Regions from separate parts of the Mus musculus genome. Here region 2 is linked to region 1. A link is a loop called in an ENCODE intact Hi-C map of the cell type or tissue named here. Cell type or tissue: left cerebral cortex. All regions are shown on one strand.

Region 1 (2,500 bases):
TTTTATTAATATCTAAATTATATATTATAGGGGCATGAATATGTGAGTACATGTGCTGTGGAAGCCAGAGGTAAACACCCCTAAGCTACATGCAGTTGTAATACCCCCATTGTGGGTGCTGACATCTAAATTCAAGCTCTCTGTAAGAGCAGCACACATCTTAGTCACTGAGTCATCTCTTCAACCCTCCTGTCTCTTTCTTTCTTTTTTTTTTTTTTTTTTGGTCTTCCCCCCCTCCATCCTTTTTCTTTCTTAAAAGCAAACTATAACAGCATCCAGGAGGCAAAGGTAGACAGATCTCTGTGGATTTGAAGCCAGCCTAGTATACATAGTGAACTTCAGGCTAGCTATATAGTTAGACTCTGTCTCAAAAAAAAAAAAAAAAAAAAAAAAAAAAAAAAAAAAAAGGTTGCAGTCCAACCCATTAGGCATGCTCTCCACACCTAGCAAAATCACACGCAGAGTGCCTGCTGCCTCTGTGGGCCCCGTGCAGTGCAGACCATCAATCACACAGATGGGAAGGAAGTGCCAATCCAAGCAGACATGTGGTGCCTCGAAGGGACCGAATCACCCTGAGGACAGAGGAATGGGCCAGAGGAGACCCACAGAAGCATTTGAGCTGCTCCTTACAAGTTTCCCATGGAGAATAAAGGAGCACACAGTCTTACTTATCTTTTGCTGCCAGCTTCAACACACATTCTTGTCATTCATAAAAAGTATGTCAAAGAAAAGAACAAAAAAGCAAGTCCTAACCCCATCGTCCCCATCAGATCTGAAACAGGAAGACGCGTGATGAATACGTCAGCACTTCCAAGTTCTCCATTTCTTCTCTAAAACAAATTCATCTGCAAGTGAATCATGCATGCACTCTGGGGCTAGGCAGGATCTTCATTCCCACACTCCAGAAAAGAAAAACAACAACAACAACATATTTATTTCCCTTTACATTTCCTGCAGCTCAGGGGGAAGGCAGATGCCATGCAATTTCTGATCTAGGTTGAGGTCTGACACAATGTCAGTTCTCTTTTCTTCTCTAGAGCACAGTCAAAGCTTCTAAACCCAAGGTTAGGGGTTTCCTTTTTATTTTTCCTCAAAGCACATAGAGTGCATAAATCATCCCTCAAGAAAGAAGATAAGGCTCCCGGACTCCTGTTTGTCCAGCATGAAAACGAAAGTCCAATCTGTGAGACATTATATTGTTATATTCATCTGCTGTATGCTCAAATCACTCCCGAAGACTGTAATTCTCCAGGCTATTTCTTTTTTAGTACAATAGTCAGAGAATGGTTGTTTCTTATGCACAGGTAACTGAAAGCAGGTTCCCATCGCACATAAATTTATCTTCTCTCTAAAAAGTAAGTGCATCTCAACATGCGGTCCCAGGCTCTGAAGGGTTGCAAGCTGCCCTAACACTCCAGGAGGCAAAGATCTGTTAGGAGAGGGAGGATTGTTATGGACAAAGAGCCTGGAGCAGATCCTGAGCTTATGTTAAAATGCCCTCTGCTGGTCATTAACCATAATCACTGAGACCAGAGAAAGGAAAACTGCCTGCTGTGGTCTTCCAAATGTCCGTCTGATCCATAGCTGTGTGGCTGTTTGATTATGGTGTAAAATGCCATGCCGGTGCTGAGGTGTGACAGAGACAGAGGCTTTCAATTGTATCAAAAGGACACGACTCTGTCTACTCAGTAAGTGCCCTGAAGACAGAGGAAACTCGTAAGATGCATTTGCTAGGTGGCTAATTAAATGAATGGCTCCAGCTCGTAAATAATGGATCCAGTGTACCCAGTGTGAGTTTGGCTCAGCAGCAGGCATGTGCATTCTTTCTGACTTCCATGGTGTATTCAAGTCACACTCTTTTCCAGGCCTCATTGCACAAACTAAAAGAATCACTCCTGTAAAATGAGGAAATGTAATGAGGATACCAAAGGAAGTTGTCGCTTTAAAAAGCCTTTCTGACTGTCCACAGCCAAACATCAGGTGGAGCTCAGAGAGCCTTGTGGACACGTGGGGTATAGAATTGAGTGGTCCCAGAGGTCTCAAGGACACCACAAGAAGACCTAGAGTCAACTAACCTGGGCCCATGGGGGCTCACAGAGACTGAACCACCAACCAAAGAGCATGCAGGTGCTAAACCTAGACTCCCCACATTTGTAACAGATGTTCAGCTTGGTCTTCATATGAGTCCCCTATTACAAGCAGAGTAGGGGCTGTCTCTGACTCCATTGCCTGCCATTGGAACCCGCTCCCCTCCCTGGACTGCCTAGTTGAGCCTCAATGGAAGAAGATATGCTTAGTCCTACTGCAACTAGATGTCCTAGGGTGGGATGATACCCAAGGGGGGCTTCCACTTCTCTGAGGAGAAGGGGAGGAGGTCATAGAGGGAGGAATTTGTAACAGTGGGGCTGGGGGAAAGGAAGCAAGGCTGTAATCAGGATGTAAAGTGAATGAATGAATAAATACATGAAAATATATATATAAAGGAAGGACACCACAAAGG
Region 2 (2,500 bases), 130 kb before region 1:
CAATATAAATTGGTTCATTGGTCTTAAGAGACTTTCAAATATACTAGCAGTGAGGTACTTGCTACCCATGCACCAGGACCTGTGTTTGAAGCCCTAGCACCCATGGAATAAGCGAAACTTGGAAGCACGAACCTGTAATCCCACTGTGAGATGCTGGAGATGGGAAGATCTCTAGCGCTTACTGGCCAACCAGTTTAGCCTTAGGTGAACCAGGTGCAAGGAGATCCTGACTCAAAATTAAGATAGAAAGCAACTGAGGAAGAGAACTCTGGTCTCTATTCATACATAAACACCTGCACATATATTGTGTGTGCACACTAGCACACACACATACAGAGAGAGAGAGAGAGACAGAGAGAGAGCACAATTGTTAAATCTAAGGGAAAACTGGGCAACTATGCTGAGTTGTTTACAAACTTTATATTATTAGAATAGCCTATAAAATTAAAGTTTCATTAGCAATGGAATGGCAGAAGGAGTGACAGCTTCCCTACAAAGATGTGTTGTGAAATATTAAACAAGATGTTCTGGCTATGCTTGCATTGTTAGGGAAAATATGTCATGAGTAGAGAATTTGAGGACAATGCCTATTATGGTCCTGTTTCTTTGTGTCTTTTTCTTTTTTACACTCATGTGTGTTCACCAATAAAATCGGGGGCTAGGGAGATTGTTCAGCAGACCACTGGCCACTCTTCTAGAAGAGCTGAGTTCAATTCCCAGCATCCACATGGTGGTTTAGAGCTCTCTGTAACCCCAGTTCGAGTGATCCAGTGACATCTTCTAGCCTCCATGGCACTGCAGTCAGGTGTTACACATAGATGCTAGCAAAACACCATACACATAAAATAAAAATAAAGGTTAAAAATATTTTTAAATACTTAAGGTTGTTTCCTCAAAGTAAAGTAGTTATGTCTGAGTGGCAACCAGGTTTAGTTATGCATCTTGCTTATCTGTAGATAGATAGATAGATAGATAGATAGATAGATAGATGACTTACACAACCTATAACTATTCCATTGATAGCTAAGCAAATATGAGAGGGAAATATCTAAAAACAGTCTTTTTGGGTTTTTTTCAGCATGTTTCTGATAGGGTTTAATTGTCTTAATTGACTGGTGGTGAAAATTTAAATAGCTATGCACTTATGTAATAAAAGGCCCTTTGGAAAATCCATCACTGCAAGAACAAAAACCAGAGCAGCAAAAGTGGTAGGAGCCAAATTGAAATTCTAACACACAAAGGGTGACTAATGGGTTGAATTACTTCCAAATCAGGCAGAGGCTCTAATTCTCTCCAGCACAGAGGTGTGAGGCTGTGCTGACAAGCAGATGGCAGGATGGGAAATCCTTCAAAGTGGTTGTGTTTAATAACTTGGTTTGCTATTTACTATCGCATAGCTTTGATCCAAAAGGACACTGGACTCTCTTCAACTCATCTTTTATTCAAATATTTTATAAAAACAAGATGCTACTTTGGAGAGTGCTTATTCAAATCAGTATGTGACCAAGGAAAGCACTGTAAGGCTTGGGCTCAAAAAGGCAATAGAAGGATTCATTTGCCATTTCCCTGGTGAGGATGTGTAGGTACAAGCAGATTCTGATCCATCCTGTGATAGTTTTTGGTCCACTAGTCCTGCCCAGTGAATGTATAGCCATGCACTTTTGGCCAGGATGACAGGTCAAGTGATCTGACTGCATCTCTAGCTGGATAATCTATCTAAACAATATGCTTTGCTCATATAGTGGGGGGGGGGGGAGCACACATGCACTGATGTGCTCACCTGTGCATGTGCTTGTAGAGACCAAAAGTTGACATTTCTTATCTTCCTCTTTCTTCCCCCCTTATATTATGATACAGTCTTTCATTGAATGTGGAGCTCAGCATTTTGAATAGACCAGCTGACTGGTGATCCCCGGATATCCACCTATATCCACCTGTCTCCCCTAACACAGCACTGGTTGTTACACACAGTGCTGCCATGCCTGGCTCTTAAATGGATGCTGAGGATCTGAACTTGGGTTCTTATGCTGCAAGCACTTTACCATCTCCACAACATCTCACTTTTTTTTTTCTTACTTATTGAGAGTTTTATTAAGGAATTGGCTCGAGGGGTTATTAAAACTAAGAAATGTAGCAGTCTGGTGTGTGGAAGTTAGAGAAACAAGAAAATTGGCAATATAATTCACTACAAGCTCCAGAGTCCAAGAATAAGGAGTGCCAGTTCTGAGAGCAGTGAAAACAGATGTCTCAGATTGGAGAGAGAAAACTCAAACTTCCTCTATCCTTGTCTTACAGATGAAGCTGGCATGCATTGTCAAGGGTATTCTCCTGCACTCAGCCTAGTGATTGAGATGTTTCTATTTCAGACAGACAGACAGACACACACATTGTACTGAAGAATGATGTTTGAGCAGCCATCTTGGCTCTTTTTTTCACTGACTTTTTCTTTAGTTCACATAGAAAATGGTGGATTTTATTATGACACCTTCAGACATGTGTA

The links. Hi-C counts contacts between places; a loop is a spot of excess contacts. Peaks named below come from ENCODE experiments on the same cell type or tissue, not always from the same donor. Only the 100,000 strongest peaks of a DNase experiment are listed, where the experiment ranks them.
Region 2: it touches region 1 in a loop (2.8-fold over the local background); 1 of 42 quality-filtered maps calls a loop at or near these places.

Annotation. Positions count from the first base shown.
Region 1 is chr6:47,174,310-47,176,809 of GRCm38, forward strand. All of the region lies in intron 20 of Cntnap2 (contactin associated protein-like 2), which reads left to right. Among named protein-coding and RNA genes, the nearest start is that of Gm35565, 52 kb to the right of the region's middle. In left cerebral cortex, a CTCF peak has its summit at 1,512 (motif pointing left); DNase peaks (open chromatin) are centred at 36, 571, 741 and 1,499.
Region 2 is chr6:47,041,543-47,044,042 of GRCm38, forward strand. All of the region lies in intron 17 of Cntnap2 (contactin associated protein-like 2), which reads left to right. Among named protein-coding and RNA genes, the nearest start is that of Gm35875, 2.0 kb to the left of the region's middle. In left cerebral cortex, no CTCF peak of the experiment used is centred here; DNase peaks (open chromatin) are centred at 1,286 and 2,250; H3K27ac peaks cover 299 bases.